2 separate regions of the Homo sapiens genome follow, and region 1 is linked to region 2. A link is a loop called in an ENCODE intact Hi-C map of the cell type or tissue named here. Cell type or tissue: sigmoid colon. All regions are shown on one strand. Links, peaks and the distances in the headings refer to the core of each region. The heading gives the core; the rest is flanking DNA.

What was found. Peaks named below come from ENCODE experiments on the same cell type or tissue, not always from the same donor. Only the 100,000 strongest peaks of a DNase experiment are listed, where the experiment ranks them.
Region 1: a loop joins it to region 2, with 2.1 times the contacts of the local background. A loop is called at or near these places in 13 of 110 quality-filtered maps.

The regions. Positions count from the first base shown.
Region 1 is chr5:172,039,275-172,054,142 of GRCh38, forward strand. It overlaps STK10 (serine/threonine kinase 10), which reads right to left. Exons shown (of 19, transcript NM_005990.4): 18 at 13,655-13,768; 19 at 2,805-5,748. The coding sequence ends at 5,608. Among named protein-coding and RNA genes, the nearest start is that of FBXW11, 40 kb to the left of the region's middle. In sigmoid colon, for the core only: a CTCF peak has its summit at 13,443; a DNase peak (open chromatin) is centred at 13,387.
Region 2 is chr5:172,089,034-172,104,803 of GRCh38, forward strand. It overlaps STK10 (serine/threonine kinase 10), which reads right to left. Exons shown (of 19, transcript NM_005990.4): 8 at 7,393-7,527; 9 at 4,379-4,927; 10 at 1,199-1,329. Among named protein-coding and RNA genes, the nearest start is that of FBXW11, 90 kb to the left of the region's middle. RefSeq lists an enhancer at 12,813-13,599. In sigmoid colon, for the core only: no CTCF peak of the experiment used is centred there; DNase peaks (open chromatin) are centred at 14,028 and 14,438.

The DNA.
Region 1 (14,868 bases), core at 11,936-14,435, 50 kb before region 2:
TCCACCTCTCAATATCCTTATAGTGGCAATTAAATTTCAATGAGTTTTGGAGGGGACATTTACACCATAGCAAGGCGTCAGCTAAAAAGTCCTACTTCCGGCCGGGTACAGTAGCTCACGCCTATAATCCCAGCACTTTGGGAGGCCAAGGCAGGCGGATCATGAGGTCAGGAGTTCGAGACCAGCCTGACTAACATGGTGAAACCCCGTCTCTACTAAAAATATAAAAATTAGTCTGGCGTGGTGGTGGTGCATGCCTGTAATTCCAGCTACTCAGGAGGCTGAGACAGGAGAATCGCTTGAACCCGGGGGGTGGAGGTTGTAGTGAGCCAAGATCACGCCACTGCACTCCAGCCTGGGCGACAGAGCTTGATTCCATTAAAAAAAAAAAAAGTCTTACTTCCTCCCCTCATGGAGCCTGCAGTCTTCCCTTTCCTTCTGAAAGCCTCAAACCTCTGTGGCCAAAAAACTCTTTTAACCTCATCTCAGTCTTTTTCAGCTGGTCTCTTGAATTGCTAAGGCCATGATTTCAACTGTCCTTCCCCTGAGTAAACTCCCCTTCTTCTGACTGCCCTTGGGATAGATAAGTGTTTTAGCCTGGCATGTTAGTCTGGACCTGTCCATCTCTTCAGCCTCATGACCCATAAAGCATTTACCCTAAACGATATCGCAGTCTCTGAATGCACACGTTCTGGCACATACTAGTTTGTCTTCCAAGACTCAGCATCACCTTCTCTGGGAAGTCTTCCCTGATTCTCCCAGGCAACGTCAGTCTGAACTTACACTCTGCTTTTCCAGGTCTGTTTCCCTACAAGGACAAGGAGACAGTGTCAGTGTCTTACTCATCTCGGCATCTCCAGCACATGGTGCTTAAGAGGTGTCGAATGAGGAATGATCTCATTTCCCGAGTCCTAAGAATCCTCTAATGCACTGTTGTTTTGTCAGTTTCATGAATTATTTTTCACTAGAACCTCAATCATTTTTCTAGCCCTTAATGGCAGGCAGGCCGGCTGCTTATTTGTTTGTATCCCCCAGACAGTAATCAATGTGAACTCCGCACTGACCTTGTGGCTGCGGCCTGCCCCCTGCTGGTCAGAAGGTTTCTGGGACAGAGACAACTCAAGGCTGAAGAAACAGGGGTTCTAAATCATTTTTTGCGCCGTGGACTCCTTTGGCATTCCACAAAGAATATGAATCCCTTCTCAGAATAATGCATATTTTTTGAGACAGTCTCGCTCTGTCGCCCAGGCTTCAGTGCAGTGGCACGATCTCGGCTCACTGCAACCTCTGCCTCCTGGTTCCAGCCATTCTTATGCCTCAGCCTCCCGAGTAGCTGGGAATACAGGTGTGCCACCACGCCTGGCTAATTTTTGTATTTTTAGTAGAGACGGGGTTTCACCATGTTGGTCAGGCTGGTCTCAAACTCCTGACCTCAAGTGATCCACCCGACTCGGCCTCCCAAAGTGCTAGGATTACAGGCTTGAGCCACTGCGCCTGGTGGCTTCTCAGAATAATATTTTCAAGTGTGTAATATAAAGCACATAGATTACAAATGAAACCAATCATATGGAATACAGGTAACAAAATACTGGAAAACCTGTATATATTTTGTATGTGATATATATGCCCATGTAATGTGATATATGGATGTATATACACATATGCACGTTAAATAACAAGATCTAGTAATAGGTCTAATAGCTACTGTAATTTCAAAGTGATAAAAATATTTTGAGATCTCTACCACAGCTGCAATGTGATATGAAATATCTGGGATTTCTACTGGTGACAGTCACAGCTACTGCTAATACTACTACAGTTTGTAGTAAAACTAAAGACCAAATCTTTTGCCATCCAGATACCAAGACACCCTGAATTCTACATATGGATCCATTGTGGGAAGAGTCTATGGACCCAAAGTTAAGAAAGCCTGAATCGTGTTTCAGAGGCATGGCAGACAGATTCTTTTAAATACGGCAGGGATGGCTAGTGGCTAGGCATCTGTACGACCCTTGATTAGTTCAAGTGGCAGTTGAGTGAGACACGGGAGGTATGCCAGAAACACCTCTGGCAGAAGGTCCAGGTTTGAACCTTATAGGCGTCACTTACAGTGTTTTGAGAACTGGCTTGACCCTTCCCTTTGCCTAGTGCCCATTTCCTCATCTAGAAAATGAGAATGAGCCTGGTGTGGTGGGGGGTGGCTCACACCTGTAATTCCAGCTGTTTGGGAGGCTGAGACAGGAGGATTGCTTGAAGCCGGGAGTTTGAGACCAGCCTGGGCAACATAGTGATCCCCCCTGCCCTGTCGCCTGTCTCCACAAAAAAAAGCCAGGCACCGTGGCTCATGCCTATAATCCTAGCTACTCAGGAGGATAAAGTGGGAGGATCATCTGAGCCCAAGAGTTTGAGGTTACGGTGAACCATGATCATGCCACTGCACTCCAGCCTGGGTGATAGGGAGACCCTGTCTCTAAAAAAATAATAAATACATAAAATGGGAATGATGGTGTCTTCCTCCGATTGTTGAAAGGATTCAGTACATTAACAGGTGAAAACTTTTTGGGGTCAATGAATGTTTGTTGTTAAATGAGAATGATATTAAATGTCTGTAGAGAACATGCCCCATGACATGCTCTCTCTCAGCCAAGCATAATGTCTTTCCAAAGAGAAACCCGAAGTCTGAGCTGCCGTATGACCTGGGAGGCACCTGCGTACTTGGAAGATAAGCCCTTTCTTGCCGGGTGAGTATGGTTAAGTGTGCCCTGCTTTCCACCCCAATCCAAAAGAACAACCTGAACGGCAAATAACCTTGTTATTTTATTAGAAGCATATTTACATTCTTGTAGTTAACTTTCCAGAGAACATTTTACAAAAATTTTGTATAAAGTCTGGAAACTACATAAAAATAATTTCTATCTTTCATAAAGGGAAAATAAAAGTTAGTTACATTTACTCTAAAACCAGACAGAGGAAAAAAACCCAGTTCTGTCTGTCCCTTATACAGAAAGCACTAACACAGGGCACGAGGAATACCGCGTGGGCCTCTCAGAGATGGGCATTGCACGGTGGCTCCACGGTGAGGCTAGGTGACCCCGCCAGTCCCCATCCAGAAAAGCACAGGGGAGCTCTGAGGGCTCAGGCGGCACTGAGCGGGGACGCGGCAACTCCTTGAAGGGCAAAAGTGATGTGAAGGACGAGCCACGAGGGGAATGATCACAGACTTTCACCTGAACCATGAAACTGGCATTTCACCTAATACTTTCTCACACGCCAGGCTACACATGGAAATACTGTAAGCAAAGCCCAAAGCAGCCCTGTCTGGTGGTTCCCAACGCTGGCCTGGCCTGGTAGAACTGGGTCTATGTTCTGCAGTTACACTGCCGCTAGTTCATGTTTCCCCAGCACCAATGCACCAAAGAGAATAAAAGGAGACAATTGTTTCGCTTGTCTCATTTGTGAGAGACCTAAAAAACACCCCCATCTGGGTCAAATTCTGCAGCAGGCAAGCTAAATGCTCACTAACCTGAGAACCATTGCTAGCTCCAAGAGAATCTTGACTGTGCATTTAAGATTTGGGCAGTCCCCTTTTCCTGTTGAAGGGCTGCCCCTCCCTTCCCAAGCATTCAGTTATAACCAATGTTGAGAAAATTTCCAGGGAATTGCTTTAGAAAGACAGAGTATACAGAACCTTAACCTAGCTGGGTGCAGTAGCATGTATCTGTCGTCCCAGCTACTCAAGGTTGAAGCGGGAGAATCAGTTGAGCCACGAGTTTGAGATCAGCTTGGGCAACATATTAGAGACCCTGTCTCAAAGAATTTTTTTTTTTTTTTTTTTTGAGAGACAGAGTCTCGCCCTGTCACCTAGGCTGGAGTGCAGTGGTGTGACCTTGGCTTACTGCAACCTCTGCCTCCTGGGTTCAAGCGATTCTCCTGCCTCAGCCTCCCGAGTAGCTGGGATTATAGGCATGCACCACCACGCCTGGCTAATTTTTGTACTTTTAGTAGAGACAGGGTTTTGCCATGTTGGCCAGGCTAGTCTCGAACTCCTCACCTCAGGTGAGTCACCATGCCCGGCCTAAAAATAAAGAATCTTAAATCTGTAGGAGTGAAGGCGGAAAAAGTCCTCCCAGGAAGTCTCAACCACTCTACCACCAGCGAAACACTACCCAGACTCAATATGCCCGCATGATTACTCCAAATCATTACCAGTTTTGTGTTGTTGTTCTTGTTTGTTGTTTTAAAAAGCAGATATCTTCCTGGAGAAACCATACATTTTATAGTTGTTTCAATAAAATAATTAGAAATCAGGGTGAAAAAAGGTTTCCTTGTAAGTAAACCCGCATACTGGTTCAAACATTTGCTTTTATTGCGTTATATACATTCTGCAGCTGTAGAATCAGAATCTGGGGGAAGCCAACTGAGACCCCGAAGGCCCAGCAGGAGTCCATCTGAGGTACAGAACCTGTGCTTCTGCCATGTTCCTGGGGCAGGGGCATTCCATTTCCCCCTGATGCTTTTTCTTCCTGAAGAGAAGTCCAACAGACTGCCAGCCCAGGTCTGAAATGCAAGGTGGGACTCCTGAACACAGTCGGGGGGATGGGGCAGAGGCAAACAGCCCTCCTGTTTCACCTGCAGACAGGGTGGGCCAGAGTGCTATGGAGCAGACTGGGTTGTGGAAGCCTCGTGTGCTGAGGAATCAGTCCCTGCACACAGGAGCCTGTGCGGGGGCCAGCACGCATCGCAGCCTGGCAGTACAGCCTGTGCTTTTCCATGCCTCCGGTGCCAACACCCCGCACGTGCCACACCAACTGCTCCACCTAACATGCTCAGTGGCACAGGCTCAGGCAGCAAACGTGTTCCAACCCACCTGGGCAGAAGAGGCCAGGCCAGCAGACCAAGTCCTGTGTGTACGCGTATGTGTGTGCATTCACACCCATGTGCAGGAAGGGGGACGCGAGATGGCATGAAACACGGGAGAAGCAGAATAAACATTTCAGCCTCCCTCTTTCCCCGGTCCCCGCCCCCCACATAGACAAGGCTTTGTCTTAAGTGGAAAGCAAACTGGGAGAACAGGAGGAATGAGGCCATCTCCTGAGCAGCCAGCTGCAGGCCTGGCTCCTCTGGGAACAGAAATGGCTGTGAGGGACTTGATGATTGAGTGACTCTGCAGGGAATGGCTGAAAAACCAAGAATTCCAGCCCGGATGAGCCCACGGGGACTTCATCAGCAGTGCTTTGTCCCACAGAGAGCAAAACTGGTATTTTCGCAAACAGGAGAGGACTCGAGGCCACAGAACACCCATTCCTCTTGGACCCTGACCCCACCAACAGCCCCATCCCTTCCAGCTTGAAGGGATCTGGGGCTCAAGGAGAATATACATTAGGTTCAGGTGACAAATAATTACACCTCACCCTCCACAGGCCAGCAAGAAGTCAGGAACGCTGGGGCAGGTCTATCAGGCACAGTTGGGGTGGCACAGGGCGAGGGGCTGGATTTGAGCTGGCACAGACGCAAGAGGGAAAAGGGGTCCTGAGTTACATGTTCACAGAGAATGAAGGAGAAGGCCCTGGGGCCCACCAAGCTGCCAGCCACAGCCCCGGGCGGTTGTTAAGAAGCATCCGCAGAACTGTAGGGGAAGAACTTGGCGGCCTTGCTTGGGGTGGAGGGGTTTGGGCACTCCGCCTCCTCGCTCAGCTTGAAGAACATCTCCTGCTCCCGCTTCTTCTGGTTCAGATCCTCTTCCAGAGCCTAGGGAAGAGAGAGGATGGATGGCACTTGGTGAGATCTGCAGGCCACACGTGGGTCTCCCACTCACAGGACCCCCACTGACATGGCCTTCTCTGGAACATTCCCTTCCAGGCCTCAGTGCTTGAGAAACTACGGCTTCCCTATTTCCTACCCTAGAGCTCCTCCCACAGGAGGTAAGTACCACCTCCTGCCACCGCCACTCAGAAGCTCCCTGTGGACTGAAGGGTACAGTTGGGGGAAATGTCAATCTAGACGGGGCAGGGAGGAAAAAAAAGCAGATGCAAATCCCCTGGCAGGAAAACAGCCAAATGACTGGAGAAAAACCCGAGGGAGAAGATGGAGAGAGACTGAGCAGCAAAGGAAGCAGAGATGTCAGAAGTTTTTTTTTTCAAAATACACATGCCTGAGTTGAGATTGCGCCACTGCACTCCAACTTGGGCGACGGTGCGAGACTCCATCTCAAAAACAAAAACAAAAACAAAAACAAAATACACGTGCCTTTGCCTAAACCCAGAGGTTCGGATTTTGAAGATCTGTGGTGGGACCAAGGCCTTCTGTACTGTACAAACTCTTCAGGTAACTCAGAGGAGAGCTCTAGTTGAAAAGCACTGCGGGAGGTTCCCTTGGGCACAAGCAAGTTTATCTAGGTAAATTGGATCCTACCAGAAATATTTTTCTTTTTTTTGAGACAGAGTTTTGCTCTGTCGCCCAGGCTGGAGTGCAGTGGCACTATCTTGGCTCACTGCAAATTCAGCCTCACAGGTTCAAGTGATTCTCCTGACTCAGCCTCCCCAGTAGCTGGGATTACAGGCACCTGCCACCATGACTGGCTAATTTTTGTATTTTTAATAGAGAAGGGGTTTCATCGTGTTGGCCAGACTGGTCTCAAACTCCTGACTTCATGTGATCCACCCACCTTGGCCTCCCAAAGTGCTTGGATTACAGGCGTGAGCCACCGCGCCTGGCCTAGGATTTTCTAAAGAAACTGGAAATCAAGATTTTAATGTAAAATCTCCTTATATACTTAAAAGTGGACATCTTTTAAACAATTTACAGGCCAGGTGCGGTGTCTCAGCCTTGTAATCCCAGCACTTTGGGAGGCCAAGGCGGGCGGATCACCTGAGGTCAGGAGTTCAAGACCAGCCTGGCCAACAAGGCGAAACCCCATCTCTACTAAAAACACAAAAATTAGCCAGGTCTGGTAGTGTGTGCCTGTAATCCCAGCTACTTGGGAGGCTGAGGCAGGAGAATCACTTGAGGCGAGGTGGAAGTTGCAGTGAGCCGAGATCGTGCCACTGCACTCTAGCCTGGGTGACAGAGCAAGACTCTGTCTCAAAAAAAAAAAAAAAAATTTTTTTTACATCACTATGTTGGCCAAACATACCATGCCTGTAAGCCAATTCCAGCACATAGGCTATCAGTTTGGGACCTCTGCTCTAGGAATACCAACAATTTAATAATAATAGCTACTACTTTTTGAGCACAGAATGGTTTAGTAACTTGCCCAAGGTTTCACAACTAGTAATGGAGGAGTTAGGACTTCATCCCACCTGTGTGACTCCAAAGCCTGGGCTGTTTAAGCATTATTCTGTTCTACCCACCACATATATTTCTCAATACAACCTTCTTACGCCAGAGTCAGCGATCTTTTTTCTGTTATGTGACAGATAGTAAACATTTTTGGCTTTGCAGGACATATTTGGTCTCTATTGTGACTACTCAACTGCCACTGTAGTACAAAATCAGCCACAGACAATCTGTAAATGAACGAGCATGGCTGTGTTCCAATAAAACTTTATTTACAAATATAGGTGGTGGGCCAGATTAGGACATTGGCAGTGGTTTGCTAACACCTACTTTAAGGAAATAAATATTATCTACATTTTACAGCCCGAAAAGCCAGGGTTCAGGAGGGAAGATTTGACTTGTTTGAGGCCACATTCTGTGTGAACACTGACCCAAGCAACACTTCATTGACTCTACCAGATATTCCGTACTTACTCGAAATACATCTGAATTTTTCTAAAAATACTCCACAATGTACAATCATCTCCCTGCCTCCATACAAGGCAGGGGGTTCACAGGCTGCTGACCGTAATGCAAGAATGTAAAAGACCATTTATTCTCGAATGAAAATCATCACCTCCGGGTCATTGTTCCAGCAGAAACCCAAGCAGCTAATGACAGAAGAATTCTATAAAGAATTCTGCAAAGAGGCAGCCCCCACAGGCAAAGTCCAATGCTGGCTTCCCAACTGCACACTCGTGGTGCCTCCCCTGAGCCCAGGCCCCTCTTTGAAGCGATCTGAGACATAAGGCAATAGCTAGAGGAAACGCGATCATTCATTTTCAAACTCTCTCAGGATAGGCCAAGGGTATAGAACCCCCAGGTAAGAGAACCAGGTGGACGTTCATTTCCTGATTGCAGAACCAACCTATGTCAGCAGGAACATTATTGACTTGACTGTCAAGTATGGAAAGTCCCAGCAGACCATGGTTACAGAAACTGATGAGCGTGGGCCTAACAGGAAGTCTGGGATCTTGGCCAGCTTCCAGCCAGAAAGCTCCATGAGCGCAGGGAGGGAGGCCTCAATTCAAGGACTCCCAAGGCCATCACACAGCTGAGATGGGCAGTTGCCTCCTGTCCAGACCACAGTTACAGTAAGCAGAACTGATGTACGATGGCAGAACAAACCTCAGGACTTCAGGACCCGTGGGCATGAGATTAAGAGTAACTTGGGCAGTTCTCTCCTCAGAGAGTTTAGGGGAATGAGTATGTCCTTGGCCTGTACTATGTGCTGGCAACTTCTGACATAACCTTGCAGTATTGATAGCTTCACTGTACAAATAACCACACTGAGGTCCCATGTTTTTTGGGTTTTTTTTTTTTTTTTTTTTTGAGACGGAGTCTTGCTCTGTCACCCAGGCTGGGGTGCAGTGATGCGATCTTGGCTCACTGCAACCTCCGCCTCCCGGGTTCAAGCCATTCTCCTGCCTCAGCCCCCCATGTAGCTGGGATTACAGGCATGCGCCACTGTGCCCGACTGATTTCTGTGATGGTTAATTTTATGTGTCAGCTTGGCAAGGCCACGGTATCCACCTGTTTGGTCAAACACCAGCTAGATGTCACTATGAAGGTATTTTCTAGATGTGATTAGCATTTCAATCAGTAAACTCTGAGTAATGCAAATTACCCTTCATCATGTGGGTGGGCCTCAATCAGTTGAAGGCCTTCAGAGAAAACAAGAGAGAAGGAATTCTGCCTCTAGACAGCAACAACAACTGGGTCTCCAGCCTGCTGACCTGTCCTGCAGATTTCAGACTTACCAGCCCCCACAATCGTGTAAGCCAATTCCTTAAAATAACTAAATCAATTTCCCTCTCCCTCTCCCTACACACACACACACACACACACACACACACACACACACATCCTCTCTCTATCTTGGTTCTGTTTCTCTAGAGAATCCAGACTAATACGGCCCAGAGCGGGGAAGATGGCTTGCCCAAGATCCCAAAGCTGGTGACCAGCAAGAACGTCTAGAGTGCCAGCTAGAGAGGAAATGGACAAATTCCCCCAACCTCTGATACCATCCTAGTTCAAGATACCACCCTAGTCCAAGCTGCCATCATTAGTCACCAAGGCTATCACAATGGTTTCCTGACTGGTCTCTCTGCCTCCACTCTTGACCCCTGAGGGCAGCCAGCGGGATCCTTTTCAAAACATGAGTCAGACCACCTTGTCCTCTGCTCAGAACCCTCCAGTGGCTTCCATCTCACACAGAGTAAAAGCCAGACTTTACGCAGGCCCCCCACCCCTCTGACTTTACCTCCTATCACCTCCCACCGTCACCACCACTCTCTCCGGCCGCAGGGGTCTCCTTGTTTCACGAGCAAGGTGTCCGGGCCTTTGCAGTTGCTCTTCCCTGTGCTGGGAATGTCCCCCTGAAAACCCCCACGGCTGCACGCCTCCCTCCCTCAGGTCCTTCAGATCTTGGCTCAGATGTCATCTTCTTAGACGACATCTTCCTGCCACACCGTCTGAAGCAGCCTCACTTTGTGACCCCCCCATGCTGTTTCCCTCCCTGCTTCTTGGCCCCTTACTAGAAGGTCGGTTCTTCCGGAGGGCATGGACTTGTCCCTTTTGTTCAATGCAGTGTCTCTAGAGTCTGAAACAGCGTGGGGCACTTAGCAGGTGTTCAAGAAATATGTGTTGCATTAATACACAAACGAATGAACCATCAAGCTAACGATGACACACAAATGCAATCCCATGTGATAAACACCATGACAGGGGCAAGGACGGGGAGCCCAGAAGACACCATACAGCCTCCGTGGGGGAGGCCTGAATAATGCAGACAAACAGAAGTTGGCCAAGCAAAGGCTGGTGGGTAGAGAATTCCTGGCAAGGGGAACAGGCTGGGCAAAAGCCCAGCAGGGAACGAGGGAAGCGCATATGGCATGGAGATCTATTTGGGTACTGAAATCTGCTCAGAGCACAAGTCGGGGATGAGACTCACGGGAGATAAGGCAAGAACAGTAGTTCTCGAAGTGTGGTCCACGAACCCCTAGGGGGCCCAAAACGCTTTCTGGGGGTGGGGGAGGGGCAGCAAGCTCTAGTTTCCTGCTAAGACACAGTTTGCTTTTTCATTGTTTTGATATTGGTGCTAATGGTACAAAAGCAATGATGGGTAAAACTTCTGGAGCTTCTGGAGGATTAAGACAATGGCCCCTCCTAACTGAATGGGTATTCTTCACCACCGTGCACTCACATGTGTTTATTTTTATTTTTATTTTTTGAGATGGAGTTTCACTCTTTCGCCCAGGCTGGAGTGAAGTGGTGAGATCTTGGCTCACTGCAAACTCTGCCCGCCGGGTTCAAGTGATTCTCCTGCCTCAGCCGCCCAAGTATCTGGGATTACAGGCATGCACCACCATGTCTGGCTAATTTTTGTATTTTTAGTAGAGACTGGGTTTCGCCATGTTGGCCAGGCTGGTCTCGAACTCTTAACCTCAGGTGATCCACCCGCCTTGGCCTCCCAAAGTGCTGGGATTACAGGTGTGAGCCACCATGCCAGGCCCACTCATAGTATTTTAGAAAGTTTTTCAATTAAAACAATAAAGCCAATTGCACTTAAGATCACCTTGATGGTGCAACACAAATGGTTCATTTTATTAAATCCTGACCTTCAAGGTCACAGCCCTTTAACGTCCTGTGTGAGGAAATGAGAACTATGCATAAGGCCCGCCTGCTGCCGGTCAAAGCATGATGGCTGTCTAGAGATCCTGTTCTTGTGCCTGGTATTGTTCTTGTGCAATCATCTTGAGTTGTGGGCTGAACTCGCCACTTGATTCTGCAGAATATCATTTTGATTAAAAAACAACTCACAACTGGGCATGGTGGCATGTGTTATAGTTCCAGCTACTTGGGAGGCTGAGACAGGAGAACTGCTTGAGCCCAGGTAGTCGAAATGAGCCTGGGCAACATAGCAAGACCCCATTTCAAAAAAAAATTACTGACAAATATGGGTATTTAGCAAACACTCTCTTGAAAATGAACAAACTGAGCTGATCACGTCAAGGGAAACAAACTAAGGATATTTACTGCCAATGACAAAATTTGAGCATTCAAGCAAAAATGAGAACTTTGGAAAACCTGTGTCCACCAGCCTGAACTTGACAGCTTCTCAATTTTTTTTTTTTTTCTTTTTGCGAGGGTCTCAATCTGTCACCCAGGCGGGAGTGCAGTAGTGCAATCATGGCTCACTGCAGCCTTGACTTCCTGGCCTCAAGCGATCCTCCCATCTCAGGCTCCAGAGTATCTGGGACTACAGGCATGTGCCACTGTGCCCGGCTAATTTTTGTATTTTTTGTAGAGATGAGGTTTCACTGTGTTGCCCAGGCTGGTCTCGAACTCCTGGGTTCACACCTATAATCCCAGCACTTTAGGAGTGGTGGCGGGTGCCTGTAATCCCAGCTGCTCAGGAAGGTTGAGGCAGGAGAATCGCTTGAACCTGGGAGGTGGAGGTTGCAGTGAACCGAGATAGCGCCACTCCGTCTCAGGAAAAAAAAAAAAATCCGCTGGTCTTTCTCGCACTTGGATGTAACTTTGCTCCAGCCATGATCCTGTAACATCATGCATTGGTCACTTAGAAAATATTGGTTTACTGAGTTATGCAGATCTTCCAAAAGTTGACACATTTCATTATACAATATTTAAAAAAAATTATATCTCCACCAGGCACAGTGGTGCACACCTGTAGTCCCAGCTAGTCGGGAAGCTAAGGCAGGAGAATCACTTGAACCCAGGAGGCAGAGGTTGCAGAGAGCCACGTTCCCACGCCTGTAATCCCAGCACTTTGGGAGGCCGAGGGGGGCGGATCACTTGAGGTCAGGAGTTCAAGACCAGCCTGGACAACATGGTGAAACCCCGTCTCTACTAAAAATAGAAAAACTAGCCAGGCATAGTGGCATGTGCCTGTAATCCCAGCTATTCAGGAGGTTGAGGCAGGAAAATCATTTGAACCCAGGAGGCAGAGGTTGCAGTGAGCTGAGATGGCACCACCGCACTCCAGCCTTGGGCGAAAGAGTGAAACTGTCTCTAAAATAAAAAATAAAATAAAGAAATCAACAGATGGGTCACGAGGGACGTTGCAAAGGGGCTAGTGACAGAGAAGAAACCCAGCAGAAGGTGGGCCTAGGAGGACAAGGCAGGCGAGGAAGAGAGTGACTGGCAGCACTGGCTGCCACCAGGAGGTCAAGTCCAGCCAGCCGTATCCATGCGAGTCAGCCACCAGGATGTTGGTATTGACCATGCCAGCAGCGGCTGCAGTGGGCTGAGAAAGGAATTTCTCAGTGGGTGGAGGAAGAAATTGTGACAGGGCTTCGCAGAGAAAGAGAGAGACAGGGCAGTAAAGAAAGATGTGGGACTGAGCGAGGGCATGGGGTTTGAAGGTGAAAGTATGGCAGGCACCATTCAAAAATGACCCCTGTGACTCTCTCTCATATAACTCTCCCCGCTCCTCTGCGTGTGGGTGGAACCTCTGAATGTGGTATCATTCCTGCAAGCAGGGAGGCTATCCCGTGACCCTGATTTAATCACATGAGCACAAAAGGGTTTTCTCTAGCTGGTGGCAGAAAGGGATATCAGAGACATTCAAAGCACGAGGAGGTCTGAATGCATGCTGGCTATTTGAGGTGGAGGAGGCCACGTGATAAGGAGTGCCGGTGGCTTCTAGAAAATAACCCGTCTGAGGTCAGCAAGGAAACAGGGACCTCAGACCTACAGCCATAAGGAACTGGATTCTGTCGAAAGCTGAATGGGTTTGGAAGTGATTCTTCCCCAGAAACTTCAGCTAAGAGCCCAGCCACGCTGACAACGTTGATTGCAGCCTGGTGAGACCCTGAGCAGAGAACCCAGAGAGCCCACCCAGACTCTTGAACTCCATCACTAGGAGAGAGTAAACGGGCGTTGGTTTAAGCTGCTAAGTGTGTGGCAGTTCATCACACAGCAACAGAAAACTAAATTGGCAAGCAGTTTATCTTGTGCTGCGTTCTGACTCCTCAGAATAACTTCCTCTAAGAGAAAATCCCCACAGGCTGGGCTTCTGGCCCAGCAGCGTGGCTGGTTTGACTCACTGCAGCGTCCTCTGTGGACACATGGCAGGAGTCCTTCGGTCCATGAGAGGGAGCTAAACAAGAGGCTGCCCTTCCAGAGGTGGAAGCTGCAGGGCGTTCAGCCACAAAGGGTTAGAAAGTTCCCCTCTCTCTCAGGCTGGAGATCCATTTGATGGTGCCACAAAGCAAGAGTCCACCAAAATAAGGAGACCTAACATGTCCTGGCCAGAGGCCTGTGCATGGCACAGAGCAGAGCCCGAGACTGAGCCCACCAGCTCGGATAAAGTTACCTTCTTGCGCGGCCGAAGCTTGTCCCGCCATTCCTTCAGGTTCTGGTTATGGCTCTCATCCAGGGCCTTCAGTTTCTGGGTTTCGTGCTCTACCAGGAGGTGGCACTTTTCATTCTGGAACAGATTCCAGGCAGAACAGGTGAGAAATCAGAAGACGCAGGCCCTGAAGACTGAGACACACCTCACGCTGTGGCTACGAGGGCACCAGCATCGTTCATTTATTATTTCTTCTTGACTATAAATCCCATTTATTCAAACTCTATACGTAAATCACATGCACCAAGAAGTGCCTGGAGGAATAGTCCAGAATATGTTAATAGTTCTTATTAACTCTGTGGTGGGGAGGTATAGTAAATTTGCAACTTTCTGTGAGGATACAGCAAGAAGGCAGCTGTCCGCAAGCCAGGAAGGGAGCCCTCACCAGAACCCCACCCTGCTGGCACCCTGATCTCAGACTTCCAGCCTTCAGAACTGTGAGAAAGAAGTTTCTGTTAATTAAAGCATCATGGTTTGTTATGGCAGCCCGAGCTAAGATACTCTGTATGTCTCACATATAATTTCCTCAGGGAGATCTGTGGCAAGGAATGAGGGTCACTGACATGGGTGAGACTCTTCTAACCTCGCTGTTCTTTCTCTGAGGTAAGTTATCTGCTTTACAAAATGTAAATCTCTCTCATAGGCAGCAGTGACAAGTCCCTGTTGATTTCTTGCAGGGAATCAGTCTTGTCATGAGGAGCTTATAAAGCAGGGGGAAGTGCCTTTATCCAGATACCACGACCCTACTGGGTTGGAAAAGTAGAATCCTTTGGGAGATTTTCATTTTGGGTTTCATGCTAGAGGCTTCTGGGAGTTTAGAACTTGGCTGAGTGAGAAGTAATACTCGCAGCAGCGCTGCATGCCTGTGGCCTGCCAGGAGCTGTGCTCGGCACTTCATACGGGCTCTCTCAGTGCTCACACTGAGGCAGGGATCACCCGAGGCAGGGATAGGAAAACGGATGCGGAAGGTGAATGGCTTGGCCAAAAGTCACACAGTGGTAATCAGCAGAGCCGTGCCGGGCAGGCCTCAACACCTGGAATGTTTCCTCCATGCCTCCCCACCTCTCCAGAAATTGCCCGATGGGTCCAACAGCCTGAGCAGTTCCTGAGGTTCGAATCAGCCCCGTCCCCACAAGGGGGCTTCAAGTACCAGCTCCTGGGGCCAGGACCCTCAGGCA
Region 2 (15,770 bases), core at 12,650-15,149:
CCCCAGCCTGAGCCCAGAGCCTGCCCATCCTAGTCAAGATCTCCCTCTCTCCCTCCACCAGTCCCTTAAACAAGCTGAGTAGTTATCCCTCAGGGCCTCAGCAACTGCAATTTCCCCTGGGCTCCCCCAGCTCTCCTCCCCTTATCCTTTAGGCCTGGCTCAGGGGCTTCCCTTGGAGCAGCCTCCCCTACTCCAAGCACTCACTATCATGTCACCTGTTACTTGTTTCATGGCATGTACCACAATCAGGGATTATCTTGTGTACTGTATGTTGGCCCATTAGGTGTAAGTTCTACAAGGGCAATGGCCTTATCTATTTGGGTCACCACCTTGTCTCCAACCTGGTGGGTTGGTGGATACATGGATGGATGGATGGATGGATGGATGGATGGATGGATGGATGGATGGATGGATGGTTAGGTAGATAGGTGGAAGGCTGAATGGGTAGATGAGTGGGTGGGTGGATGGATGACTGGATGGATGATTGGGTGGACAGACGGAAAGGTAGATAGGGAGTAGGTAAATAGATAGATGGGTAGATAAATGGATAGAAGGATAAAATGGACGGATGGGTGATTGGGTGGATGGATAGATAAACAGATGGATAATTCGGCAGATGAAGGGAAGGATGGAATGGTGAGTGAGTAGAAGGATGGGTGGATTGTTAGGTGGATAGATGGAAGGTGAGTGAGTGGGTAGATGAATCAGTGGATGAGTGGATGAATGGATGGATGAATGGATGGGTGAATGACTGGGTGGATAGATGGATAGGCAGACAGGTGAGTAGGTGGATTGATGCGTGGATAAATGAATGGAAGGATGGATGATTAAGTAGATAGGTAGATGAATGGGTGGACAGTTGGATGGATGGATGGAAAGTTGAGTGGGTAGATAGGTGGATGGGTGGAGGGGTGAGTGGGTGGAAGGATGGGTAGACGGATGGGTGGATAGATGAATAGGTAGATAGGTGAGTAGGTGGATAGATGGGTGAATAAATGAATGGATGAGTGGATAGATAGGTGAACGGTTGGGTAGATGGGGGAGTGCAGGATCGCAGGCAAAATGAGTTTCCTTTTGCCTCCTTGATTCCCCCACTTCATGCTGTAGACAGACAGCCCTCTCACCAAAGGACCAATGCCCACTCCTCTTACCATAGCCCCACCCTGTTACCACCATTGGTGGCCCTTCCCAGGCTTGCCTGAGAAATCTCATCTCCTCATCCTTCTTCTCATCTTCGCTGATGATCTTGGAGGTGGTGATGCTCACCTCCACACCATCCACCACAAATTTGCGTGTCCGCTTGAGGGTTTTTTTGTACAGTTTCGGGTCCTGGCCAGGGAAAACCATTAGACAAGTCTCAGCATTTCAGCTAAGGACCCATGGCTGTCGCAGCAGGTGAGGCCACAGCTCTGCTGGGCCCACAGCTTCAGAACCACCCCCAGAGAGATGTGGCCATCCATCGTCCCTCTTGCCTCAACTTAACCTAGGAGCTGGGGGTTCTGAGCTTATTCCCTTGCTCTTCCCTGATCTCAGCCTTCAGAAACTGTGCTGAGGCCTCCCCTACCTTGCTGCCAGCACCTCTCATGCATCCAGGACATGGTGTCAGAAAGAGCTGCGTTCTTGCCAGGCACGGTGGCTTACGCTTGTAATCCCAGCACTTTGGGAGGCCGAGGCAGGCGGATCACAAGGTCAGGAGTTCGAGACCAGCCTGGCCAACACAGTGAAACCCTGTCTCTACTAAAAATACAAAAAGTAGCCAGGCATGGTGGCAGGTGCCTGTAATCACAGCTACTTGGGAGGCTGAGGCAGGAGAATCACTTGAACCCAGGAGGCGGAGTTTGCAGAGAGCTTAGATCACGCCACTGCACTCCAGCCTGGGCCATACAGCTAGACTCCGTCTCTAAAAAAAAAAAAAAAAAAAAAAAAAAAAAGAGCTGCGTTCTAACCCTCACTGCACCACTTACTTGCTCTGTGTCTCTGGGCCAGCCTCTTGTCCTGTCTGAGCCTCAGCTTCCTCACCTGTTCAGGGAGGATAGTCACACTACTTGCCTCCCAGGGTGGTTGTGAAGATTCAGTGAGAGAACACATGGCAGGCACACAGAGCAGTGCCCACTCCCGGCCTGTGTTCCATGCTTAGCATTTCTTTCTGACAGTTATTACTGCAGACCACACACAATCCTCGCGCATGGTGCCAAAATCCAAAGGAGCCCGAAAACCAAAGGCTGTTTTTATAACTGGTTTGGTAGCCAAAGCTGACCTGGCCTGAACTCCCCACCTGCTAGGAGTCACCATGAGATTACGCATAATCGTCATCTTTTCCTGTGAGTAATCGCACACGCCACAAGTGATTGTGCAGGTGCCACCTGGGATCCTGGAGGTGTTTGTGTGTCATAATACGTGGTACCCTCTGGAAGTTCTCAGCTCTGATTCTGAAGGTGTCCCCATAACCCTCCCGCTCTGCCCACTGCCTCTGGCCTCTTGGTTGGTTTCAAAGCCTCTTTTTTTTTTTTTTTTTGAGATGGAGTCTCGCTCTGTTGCCCAGGCTGGAGTGCAGTGGCGCAGTCTCAGCTCACCACAACCTCTGCCTCCCGGATTCAAGTGATTCTCCTGCCTTAGCCTCCTGAGTGGCTGGGATTACAGGCATGCGCCACCACGCCCGGCTAATTTTTTAATTTTTTTAAGTAGAGACAGGGTTTCACCATGTTGGTAAGGCTGGTCTCGAACTCCTGACCTCGTGATCCACCCGCCTTGGCCTCCCAAAGTGCTGGGATTACAGGTGTGAGCCACGGCGCCCGGCCCAAAGACTCTTTTTGGTGTAGCCCAGCCCTGCCTTCCTAACACGGGGCCTCCCAGCCCCTGAAAGAGGAGTGAGGAGCCAGCGTGGCAGGTCTCTTGACCCCTTGAAATCTATGCTGAGCTCCACTCCTGCTGAGTCGAGAGGGGCAGACTGTTTTTGCTCCCTGAGGTCTGGGCCCCTGTCTCCTGCCCATGGCACCTCGCCCAGGGGCTCTGGACAGCATCAGCATGGACCCAGCATGCCCGACTCTCATCTCTCTACGGTGACCAGCTCACATGTGCCAGGACCCAGTCAGGATGGGTCAGGCCAGCAGTGAGAAGTAGAGGCCGGCAGGAGTGAGAGTGGAGGGGAAGAAAGGGCACCCACAGCCACAGCCCTCTGCTGAGAACTGCTCCTGGCCAGGGGGCCTCCATCCCTGAAGGAACAGGCTCCTAGTCACGCCAGGGGGTGCCGGCACAGCGGGGGACTCTCATGAGAACGGCCTGAGGTCCCTGACGCAATGCAGTCAACCAGAAACATTCTCCACAGCCTTGAGAAGAGCAGGGGAGCCCCTGCTTTAGGTGGGTCTGTCTCATTAAAAAAACAAATAAAAACACCTTTTTTTCACTCAGTGTCTTCAGGAAGAGAAGTGGCAGGATGCCGGTCCTAAGGAAGACGCTGCTCACAGGTAACAGCTGCTGTGCATGCTTGTCCCGGTGGCCTGTTGGAACTGTGCTTCCCTTCCCTGCCTAAAGCTGATTGGCCGTTGCGGCTCCTGTCACTCCCCTTTGCTTAGCAAATATGTTCGAGTCTCTACTGCGTGTTTTTCACCAAGTACATTTGGGAAGGAAAAACAAAATCATACAGTATTTCCTCTAAAATGAGCTTTGGGTAGAGGGTCAGGTGACCCATGGTGAGTTTAGTAACACCCCGGGATTTATCGGGGAGGCCAGGAAAGGAGTCAGCCCCTTCCAGCTCCCTAAGAAGGAGGCCATGGCTCCCACTGGGAAGGTTTAGAGTTTGGAGCCTGGGGTCTGTCCATCTTCCCACTCCTACCTGGCCCTGGGCTGGCTCCTCACTTCTCTGAGCCTCCATCTGCTTATCTGTAAAGTGAGAGGATGAAGGAGCCTGTCTGTTCTTTTTAAAGCACTTTGTACAGGGTTCGCCTCAAGCCCAGGCCTCTAGTGCGGTGGCTATCGTCATTCGCAACACTGCCCACCTCCAGAAAGGCCCCGGAGGCGGGGAAGATGGCTTTGAGCTGTTTCCTTTAGTTGGATTTACCAGTTATCAGCTGGGTCTCGTGGCTGACCTCTGGATGACAGAACTTCATTTGTAGCTAAGGCCTAAGAGTTCTCTCTCCCAAATTTTACCAGGGCCTTTTACCAAGCTTTGAAATTTAAACCCAAACCAACTGCTTTACATTCCTAAATCCCATATTGAACCCAGATATTTTGGAGATTAAACTATGAGTCAAACCCAAAACCCCCTAATGAACCACTTAAAATGCAAGGAAGCCCCTAAATGCTTTTGAAACCAAAATGGAGCCACAGAACATCCTGCAATGGTCTTGCTGCAAGCCCGTGGTGGCAGAGGCGGTGTTACCTTGATGGACAGAGAGCCCATCTCTTTGTTCAGCGACAGGTCAGTGGAGAGATTGGTACCATAGTCCATGCTCTCAGAGGTGCAGAGGCTGCTGCAGTCCGAGTCCCTCTTGGAAGGCCCTGGAGCTGCCTGGGCAGGTGGCTCCAGGCTGCCATTGGCCAGCTTCTCCCCACCCAAGGTCTCCAGGGCGCTGCTGTTGGGCCGGCTCTGGCTGGCCTTTTGAGATCTGTTGGCTGCTGGGCTGAGGTCCCCACCCTGCTCAGCAACTTGCTTCTCCTGGGCTACCTGAATTCTGGCATCCATTGACACGGGTCGGGACTTCCGCAGGGGCACAGGCACTGCCAGGCCGTTCTCATTTCCAGGGGCCACGACTGGGGGACTGGTGGTTTGGAGGGATCTGTCCCCAGAGGGCTGGCTGCAGGGCTCATTCACACTGTCCTGAGACTGGCTGGGTGCCAGCGGGGTGGAAGGTGACTCCTCGAGAGGCTTGTCAGCATTGAGGCTTGGCGGACTCACCTCAGAGGAGTTCTGAGTATGGTTCTCCAGGGTCTAGAAAAATATATATATATATATTAAAGGCCATGCTGCTGTATGTTCAAGGCAAGAGTCAGAGATGCAGTGGAGAAAGTCAGACACCCTCAAGATGAAGTGGGCCAGCGCCAAGAAAGGAGAGCAGATATCTCCCTAGCCAGTCTTCAGCACTCCCTATTGCCTAACCGTAATACAATTACTACTTATTTTGAGGCATGGCAATCTCCTCACTATCTCTAATCTCAGCTGAATGTAATAGCTGTTATTCCTGCTAGGAGGCAGCTGTGGCCAGCTGGCCAGCTCATGGCCCACAGGGAGGGGTCAGTGGCCGCTCCATTCCAGCCAATTGTGACAATGTGGGAAAATGGCTCCCCTGTGGCCAAACCTTCCCAGTTTTTTAATTTTAATTTTTTATTTTATTTATTTATCTATTTTTTTGAGACAGGGTCTTGCTCTGTCACCCAGGCTGGAGTGTAGTGGTGCCATCTTGGCTCAATGCAACCTCCACCTCCTGGGTTCCCACCTGGGAGTGGTCCTCCCACCTCAGCCTCCCGAGGAGCCTCCCGAGTAGCTGGGACTACAGGTGCATGCCACCACACCCAGCTAATTTTTGCATTTTTTAGTAGGGACAGGGTTTCAGTATGTCACCCAGGCTGGTCTCAAACTCCTGGACTCAAGTGATCTGCCCGCCTCGGCCTCCCAAAGTGCTGGGATTAGAGGTGTGTGCCACCGCACCCAGCCAAACCTTCCAATTTTTTAAGACAAGTTTGAAATCTAGGTTTTTAATGGACATCTCTTAATTTTTAGGTGGCAACTAACTCATATTTTTTAAAAAATCATATAAAGGCCAAGCCAAGCCTGTCTGGGGACTGGATTCAGCCCTTGTGGCCACTAAGTTTTCAGCTTCATTTTTGTTTTTTAGAGTCTTTGTTGGGTGGAAAGTACTGGAAATGTTGCTATGCTAAGGTGAAACAGAACATTCTTCCTGTGTATAAAACATAAACATCCAACTTGGTGAATAGAGTGAGTATCCATGTAGCCACTTTCCAGGTCAGGAGGGGACATTGCTTTGCCCCAGAGGGCCATCCCCTGCCGCCCCGTCCTTCTCAGTGGCAATGCTCTCCCACCTCTTGACATAGTCACTGTCCTATGGTCTCTAAGTGCTACAGATGAGCTGTGCCTGCTTATAAACGTGGTATGAATGGATTTATACTATAAGTATTCCTTTGGGTCTTGCCAGCCACCGGTTTTTAACCTCAGCTATGGCAGCTGGTGGAAGCAACTCCAATCTACCTTCTAGTCAACACCCAGAGTGATGGCTCAAAAACGCAGATCTGATTCTGTCACCTCCACCCCAATACCCAGTCCCTGCCTGAAACCCTTCGGGGCTCCCAATACCCACAGGACAAAGATCAGCCTCCTGCATGCAGACAATGAGGCCAGGTGTGAGCGCTTTCTACCTCCTCCTGGAGCCAGGCCCCACTGAGGTTCTCCTACTCCAAATCCACCCCTGGCCCTGCCATCTATCGGCTCAGCCAGCCACTTCACTGTATCGATCTCAGTTTTCCTGTCTGTAAGCTGGAGCTTGGTTACCCTGTGTCAGAGCTGTAGAGGGCCCGGCAGCCACCAGGGGCTCCATGCATGGCGGGGGTGGTTGTGATGATTCCGCTTGCCCTGCCCTTCGGGCTTTCCTTCTTCACCCTGGTGAGGGTCTGCGCCAGCCTCAGGCTCCACCCAGGACTGAATTAAATTTGAGGAAGCTGCAGTGCCGTCCACAGCACAAGGATGTGGGCCAGCTCCATCCCCTGATGGGTAAGTCCAGCCCCTGCTTCTCTAGGCACAGGGAGCCACCGGGATGGCCACCCTATCCCTGGGAAGAGGCCTCCCCAAGTAAGGCCAGGGATTACGGAGCAACAGCTTGGGCCAGAATCCAGCCCACAGACATGTTTTCCTTGGCTCACAGGGTTTTTACAAATTTAAATTAGCTTTAATTTCAATCTAAATCCAGCAAGCACTGAAGCTGCAAAAGAGTTCCAAATGTGCCCAGACATGGGTCCCCTTGGCACTGAGGGCAGCTAGAGGGGGGCCAGGGTGTTGCCTGTGGCCATATGCAGCCTCCCATATTTATCCCAAAATGAGCTAAAAACAGTCTCATTTGGTATGTGAGCTGTGACAGGAACAAAGGATGGGAAGCCATGAATCAGTTACCAACTTTTAAAAATTGGAAGATTTCATGTGAAAATCTAGATCTCTGGTATCTCCTGAAAACTCACAGGATCGGGATCTGGCCAACACCCCCTGCTGCCTCACCCCGGCCCACATGCCATCTTACGTTACCTGCAGCGTGGGAGTCTGCAACCTCTGAGCTGGCAATAAATTGCCTGAGCCAGAGTCCTGGCCTTCCCTGCCCCTCCCACACCAGCAGGGCCAGCTGAGATCCTGTCCTCCCAGCCCCCGCTAAGCCCCACTCTCCCTGGCCTTACGGAGGCGGCATCCACGGCGTCCTCCTCTTCCCCCTCATCCCGGCCGTCTTCGATCTCTTCCATCACCTCGGCCTTGGCCTCAGCCACCAGCTCCCGCAGAGCCTTGTTACTGGTGATGCTGCTGACGAAGGGATGCTGAGGGGGCAAGATGCACCCAGATTAGAACCACTCTGGGGTCACGGTGGGGTGGAAGAGGCTGGGGGAGCTCACCCCCGGGGCAGAAAAGGCCAGCCTCATTCCTGAGCAAAATGTGCACATGAACTTGGAGACCCAGAGACAGCCTGGAAAGTCCCAAGTGTGTTGGAAAGAGGGCAGATCCCAGCTGTGTCTCTCAGCGGCTGTGTGACCTTGAGCATGTCACTTAACCTCTCTGAGCCACAGGCTCCTCATCTCTCAAGTGGACACGTTAACAATGAACCCACAGGGAGGTCATGCGGATTAAATGAGATCATGCACTTGAAAATGCTTAGCCCAAAGTAGGGGCTCAAGCCGTGTTTGCAAGGGAGGGTGTCTATTTTCCTTTTTAAAAGGTTTTAATATATAGTTTTATAAAATATGCTACATACATTTTGTTGAGGAATAACATTCCTACAGCAAAGTTCACAGGTTGTAAAGCTCAATGACTTTTTTGAGACAGAGTTTCACTCTTGTTGCCCAGGCTGGAAGGCAGTTGCGCAATCTTGGCTCACTGCAACCTCCACCTACCAGGTTCAAGGGATTCTCCTGCCTCAGCCTCCCAAGTAGCTGGGATTACAGGCATGTGCCACCACGCCAGGCTAATTTTTTATATTTTTAGTAGAGACGGGGTTTCACCATGTTGGCCAGGCTGGTCTCAAACTCCTGACCTTAAGTGATCCACCCGCCTCAGCCTCCCAAAGTGCTGGGATTACAGGCGTGAGCCACTGTGCCCAGCCTCAATGACTTTTTACATATATATGCACGCACCGTAACTGCCACCCAGCTCAAGATACAGAACATTTCCATCACCGGGGAAGGCTCCCGTCTCCCTTGGCAGGCAACCCCACTCCCACGCCGCCAGCCTCGGGAGCCTGCTCCTCAGCTTCCTAGAAACAGAGCATCGTGTGTGCAGTCTTTCGCGTTGGCTTCCTTTACTCAGCGTCATGACTGTGAGATTCACCTACATTGTCGCCTATTTCAGTAAACTGTTCCTGTTTTATTTCTGTGCAGGGTCTCACTGTATGACTACGGCACAGTTTGTTTATTCATCCTGCTGCTGCTGGACATCTGGGCTGTTTCCCATTTTTGGCAACTATGAATAAAGCTGCAAGAGACATTCTCGTATATGTCTTTGGGTGGACATATGTGTTTGGTTTTAAGAAAGGAAATACAAGATCTTGAGGCAGAGTGGTGTATGTTCTATTCTAGGTTTTTATACAAATGTCAGAGTCTTATTTAAAAGTGAATGTTCTTTTACGGACCTTGCAAAACGCCAAAGCAAAAGGTCTCAGCGATATTAAGTCAGTGTGAGGTATCCTGAGTGAGGGCACCCGGGTATAGCCAGGGATGTGGGATTCCTCAACCCACCACGCTCACCGAAGGCCACTGGGAAAGGAATGATGGGGTGGGGTGGGAGGCATCATGAAGCTAGAATTTGCTCATTTACAATATACAGGAAGGCTCTGATGAAATTCACTGTTTTTACTCTCAGACAATTTATCCGGGGAGGAAGTGTCAACAAGATTGCTGGGGAAGTATTTAAACGACTAAAAAACAAATTTCTAGCACCTGGAAAACACATTCAGAACGTATATGTTCATCACAAATCATTCTTATCTGTTTGTTCATTTAAAACAGTTCATTTGGCCGGGCGCGGTGGCTCAAATGATAAACAAGAGAATTCCAGATCTTGTATAGCTGAGGGTGGTGGAGACTAAAGTCTGCAGGCAGAGGGGCCTCATTCAAGGTCAAATTCAAGCTGAGACCCAAGGGAAAGATCTGGGCACAGAGAATTCCAGGCAGAGGGAGCAGCTGGTACAAAGAAGGCCCTGAGACTGGACTGAGCTTGTTGGGCGGCAGGAGCCATGAGACGGGCAGGATGGTGGGACACACAGGATGCAGAGGAAGGATGGGCCGTGTGTGCAGGTGAGCCACAGAGACTGTCCTCACAAGCCACCAACAGGCTGCAGTGCAGCAGTGATATTCACTACTACCCTTTAGAGATGTCATTCTGGCTGCTCTGTACTTTTAAGAGGTCTTGAGTGGGGCGTTAAGGGTTTACTAATCATAGGAGGCAAAGTAGCATGCAGTTAAGAGTGCTGGCTGTAGACTCTAGAACCAAGGCACCTGGTAAAATCCAGCTTCCACCAACTTGGGCAAGTCACTTAACCCTGAGTCTCAGTTTGCTCATCTATATATTAGGAACAGCTGTTATAAGCATTATGGTAAATGCTCAGATATGGCAGCCATCATCATCATCATCACCACCACCACCATCATCACCTTCACCACCATCACCACCACCATCACCACCATCATTACCATTACCATCATCACCACCACCACCATCATCACCTTCACCACCATCACCACCATCATTACCATCACCACCATCATTACCATTACCATCATCATCATCACCACCATCACCTTCACCACCATCACCACCATCATTACCATCACCATCATTATCAACATCATCATCACGACCATTACCATCACCACCATCACTATCACCATCATTACCACCATCATCCCCATCACCATCACCATTACACCCATCACCACTATCATCACCATCACCATGACCATTACCATCACCACCATCACCCCCGTCAGCAGCAGGAGCAGCAGCACAATCAGAAAAGCCCGTTATGGCCCGGCACAGTGGCTCACATCTGTAATCCCAGCACTTTGGGAGGCCAAGGCGGTGGATCACCTGAGGTCAGGAGTTCAAGATCAGCCTGGCCAACATGGTGAAACCCTGTCTCTACTAAAAATAACAAAAATTAGCTGGGCATGGTGGTGCATGCCTGTAATCCCAGCTACTCAGGAGGCTGAGGCAGGAGAATCACTTGAACCCGGGAGGCAGAGGTTACAGTGAACCAAGATCATGCCAATGCACTTCAGCCTGGGTGACAAAGGGAGACTCTGTCTCAAAAACAATAACAGAAAAAGAAAAGCCTGTTTTGCATTCCTAGCCACTCCTATTCCCTCCCACATGCCCCCAGAGCACAGCTTTTTGGAACCAAAGGTGAGAACCAAGATCCCAAAGGTGAGAACCAAGATCCCAAAGGTGAGAACCAAGATCCCAAAGGTTCCTAAGCTCCACACTGCGCAATCTAACACAAGTGAACTTGAGCGAAACGCCACAGGACGCTTCACTGCAGTGGCTGAAGCAGACGCGGCAGAAATAAATAAACACAGGCAGGGGCTTCTGGAAACACCAGGTTTTCATCGGGGCACCCCATGTATTGATCAAATCAGTGGCTTTTCAGCACGGCCAGGAACTCTGCTTTCTTGAGGCAGAATCATCTGCCCACTGCCTCCCTGACCACCCCAGCGTCCTTAGGAGGAGGAAGGAGGGCCATGGGGAAGAAAGTCTGTGATGGGTGGGTGAGGAGGGCAGCTCTGCCAGGCACCAGAGCAAGCAAGGCTGGCACACAGGGCCACCCGTCCTATGGCTGATTAGGCCCAAACACTGTTTTACAGACTGCTCTGGGACACAAAACACAGACCACCTCCACCACGGCATCAGCTCCTCTGCCGCCAGAGATGTGTTTAGAGGCCCATTAGAGAGATAACGCCCTGGCTATGCTGCAAGGGAGAATCCTAGCCTGCACCAGGTAGGCTGGTCTGGGCACACGTGTCCCCAGTGGAAGGCTAGATCACAGAGGAACTTGACCTCCCAGTCCTTCCCCCCAGTAAGAGGCACCGGCTGGCTGTTCAGTGCCATCTTTGCTGAAAAAGGCAACCGGCAGCTGCTCTCTAGCCAGGGCCTCCCCTGCCATCTAAACAGATGTCCTTTCCAAGAACTCAAGCCTACTTTTCCTCTATGTGCTTAGAAACCATCAGCCAGAGGGGTCCTATACTCCAAGATGGGCTTTAAAAAACGCCAAAAAGGCCAGGCATGGTGGCTCACACCTGTAATCCCAGCACTTTGGGAGCCTGAGGCAGGTGCATCACTTGAGGTCAGGAGTTCGAGACCACCCTGGCCAACATGGCGAAATCCCATCTCTACTGAAAATACAAGAATTAGCCGGGTGTGGTGGCAGGCGTCTGTAATCCCAGCTACTCGGGAGGCTGAAGCAAGAGAATCGCTTGAACCCAGGAGGCGGAGATTGCAGTGAACCGAGATCAGGCCACTGTACTCCAGCCTGGGCAACACGACGAGACTCCATTTCAAAAAAAATAAAAATAAGAATAAAAACACCTAATAATGCTCGCAGTTTTCAGGCGCTGGCATCTCTTTCAATCCTCTCTCCCTTCTGGTCTTCTTCCCTCCCTCTCTCTTTCATTCATTCGGAGAGGCAGCTTACCAGAGAGGTCAAGAGCACAGACTCTTGAACCCGAGGACCAGGATCAGAACCCAGCTCTGTGGCCTACAGGCTGTGTGACTTTGTGCCAGCTACTTCACTGCTGTGTGCCTCCGTTTTACCATCTGCTCAACAGAGAGCTGAACAGCATCTACTTCAGAGCGTTGGTATGAGGATTAAATTAGGTGACATTTGCTAAGTATTTATAATCGTACCTGGCATGAACAAAGGGTTATGTAACAGTTTGTTAGGTAAAAATAAGTCAATTTTGGCCAGGCGTGGTGGCTCACGCCTGTAATCCCAGCACTTTGGGAGGCTGAGGCAAGCAGATCTCCCCAGGTCAGGAGTTCAAGACCAGCCTGGCCAACATGGTGAAACCCCACCTCTACTAAAAACACAAAAATTACCCAGGCGTGGTGGTGCATGCCTGTAATCCCAACTACTTGGGAAGCCGAGACAGGAGAATCACTTGAACCCAGGGGGTGGAGGCTGCGGTAAGCCAAGATAGCTCCACTGCACTTCAGCCTGGCAACAGAGCGAGACTCCGTCTCCAAAAAAAAAAAAAAAAAAGTCAATTTATTTAGCAAATATTTGCTGAGGGCTCTCTATATACCAGGCACTGTTCCTGGGACCTATCAGCGAACAAAACAAAGACGCTGTCCTCAGGGCACTGACATGCCGGGCAGGGAGCTTGACAACAAACCTAATAAGCAGGCAAGTTATATCCTGAGTGCCATGTGCCATGGAAGAAGGAAGAAGTAGGGCAGGGAAAGGGGACTGGGAATGTGGGGAGTGTAGTGGGTTTGCAATTTCATGTGGGTGGTTGGGGGAGGCCTCACCACAAGGCTGACATTAGAGCAATGACTTGAAGAGGGAGAGTCAGTCACAGAGGGATCCGGAGGAAGGCCATTCCAGGCGGCATGGACAGCCAGTGCCAAGGCCCTGAGGCAGGAACATGCCGTGTTCAGAGCACAGCAAGGCGGCTGGGCAGGCTGGAGAAGAGTGAGGCTGGAGTGTGGGAGCGAGAGGGGCGATGGGGGTCAGCAGGGTGGGGGGGGCGGATCACACAGCACTCTAAGGGGCCCTGAGACTCTGGGTTTTCCCTAGAGTGAAACGGGAGCCACTGGGGAGCTTTGGCCCGGGGAGGACATGAGCTGGCCCCTGTTGAGAAGGTTCACTCTGGCTGCTGTGCTCAGCCCAGACCCAACAGAGAGGGCAGGGGACCAGCGAGGAGGCAGCAGCCCGAGTGAGAGGTGGTGGTGGCCCAGGTAGTGGCTGCAATGGAGGGGTGGGAAAGGCTGAAGTCTAGGCACGTACCGAATGCAGGGACAACGGGATTTCCTGATAGGTGGGCTAGGGAGTGTGGAAGAAAGAGGAGCAAGGGTGCCTGCATGGTTTGGGGCCTGAGCCACTGGAAGGGTGGAGCTGCCATCGGCCGAGATGGGAAAGCCAGTGGTGGAGCACGTCGGCGAAAAGATCCAAGTGCTCAGCGTTCAGTGTGAGATGCCCACTGGACCTCCGGGGAGTCAACAGCTGGACGCGGGCCGAGGCATGGAGCTGGGAGTGCTGCACGCTGGGTGCGTGGAGATGGAGGGAGGGCCCTGTGCACTCTCACACTAATGAGCTGGGGCAAAGGGGGGCGAGCAAAGGCAACGGAGAAGGAGAGGCTTATGACCAAGGGTGTGTGGAGGCCTGGAGGTCGAGTGCCGACAGGAGGAGGAGATCGACTGGGCTGGTGCTGTTGATGTGTTCAGTGAGACCAACACCAAGGCTGACCCATGGCACAGAAACCGCTGACAACCTTGACAAGAGCAGCTGTGATAGAGTGGACGGGTTTAAGAGCAAATTCAGCCAGTATCTACTCAGCACCTCACATGTGACAGCTGTATGTTAAAAATGTTACATACAAAATCTCATTCACTCACACAATCCTGTGCAGCCAGCACTCTCTACATCTTACAGATGAGGAAACTGAGGCACAGAGTGAGAACCATGCAGATTCTGGGTGGGGGGGGCGGGGCATGGCATGTCTGATTTCAGAGCCTGGTTACTAACCACAAGTTGGTCCAGGCCCAAAGAATGTCTGCAGGAGTCAATGAATGAATCACAAACCAATGGGGGCGTGAATCACTCCGCCCAGGGCGGGACACAGGGAGACGTGAGAGCCAGGCACTTCTTGGAAGCCGGTAGACACCCTGAAGGCTGACAGCACTGGAGGTGGGGGCTGGGAAGCCAAGATCTGGGCCCACCTCTGTCACTCAAAGCCAAGCGGCCTGGGGCCAGTCACCTCCCTGCTCTGATCCCGGTGTCCTCCCGAGGGGGTAATGCCATGCCCACCCTCTCTCACTGGAGAGGAAAAGGCGCGTGGGTGAAGCCAGCAGCAGCACAGGCGTGAAAGGTGCTTTATTCATCTCCAGAGATCGCTCCTTTGTTCTGCAACCCTTTCTGCTGGACGGTAAGAATCCTCTGGCAGGACATTTTTTCCAAGTATGGAGCGGAAATTCCTGGCTGAGGCTGCAGCTCCGGAGCTGCCATATGGGGATGGGGGACAGCTGGTCTCTCCGTGGAATGTCCTGGAGGCCGGATGTATCAGGGCAGGAGGTGCCTCTTACAGGAAACAATTGGCCCCAAGCGGCTTGGACAGTGACAGCAGCCCCACTCGACCCCACCCACTTCGGGGGGCCCCAGCCCACTCCCAACAATACCCAGAAAATGAGGCCTTTGGGCACTCCAGAAATTTGCTTTCAAATACGTTATAGAAATGTAAAAGGAACAACTGTGACCCCCCACCCCCGGCAGTAGATAGACCTCATTTTGCATTCTGGTTCTTTTCATTTTTAAAAAAATAAATACCTCAGTCCTATGCATCAAGCATTCCTGGAGCACTGTGCTTAAGAGTTAAGCTAAGCGCTTCATAGTACCTCTTCATTTAATCCTCACAACCACCCAGTAAGGGGACTGCTGCTATTCACTCCCATTTCAGAGTGACAAGCAAGTCACAGAGAGGTTAAGCCATTTGCCCAGGGGCTCACAGCCAGTAAATGGCAGAGCTGTCGAACCCTGGACTTTCCCGCCCCAGCTCACACTCATAATAACTAAGCTGCTACCCCAGAAGGACGCACAGTGGCTCAGAATGCCGACCACAGGCCCAGTGCATGGCACACAGTAGGAAGCTGGGAAAAGCTGGGTGAATACAAAGACTCAAGTGCCTGGTGTGGCGCCTTCCTCCCCTTCCTGCCACTGCACCTCTAAGGCTGTCATGCTGAGGGCAGGACCGGAGCCGACACGGCAGTGAAAGGGCAGCCCTGTTGCATCACCCAGGCCCATTCCTCCCCCTCTTCCATCAGTGGCAGTGACATGGGGACACTGGTCGGCAGATTTGCAAATGACCGGGCAAGTGCTGTGCACAGCCCTCAGAACACTGTTGTGGACACACCGACCTCACCCAGCCTCCAGCCATGACGCCCTAACTCGAGGCATGGGCCCAGGCAAAGAGTGGCTCACAGCTCCCTCCAATAGTTCAAAAAGCTTCAAGGAAACCATTATCCACCTGCCCATTCTAAGGCAGTACAGCCAGCTAATGAGATGCTCAGAGTCTCCTGATCCCGCATACAGCAGCCAGAAGGCAGGAAGACCCTTGTAAATGGATGTCGATGCTGTGTCTCCCCTAATGCACAGATAAAGCCCAGGACCTGGCTCTGGCTTGCAAGGCCCTGCAGGACCCTGTGTGCAGAAAATAACACAGCAAGCTTCAGAAAGGGCCGCTAACAAGGTTGGATCCTCAGCTGGTCTCTGCAAACTAGGAGAGGGCTCCCACCATTAACTAATAAGAGTGGCCCGCTCTGCCTAAACTGTTCTGCAAACAATATGGCTTAGGTGGAATAC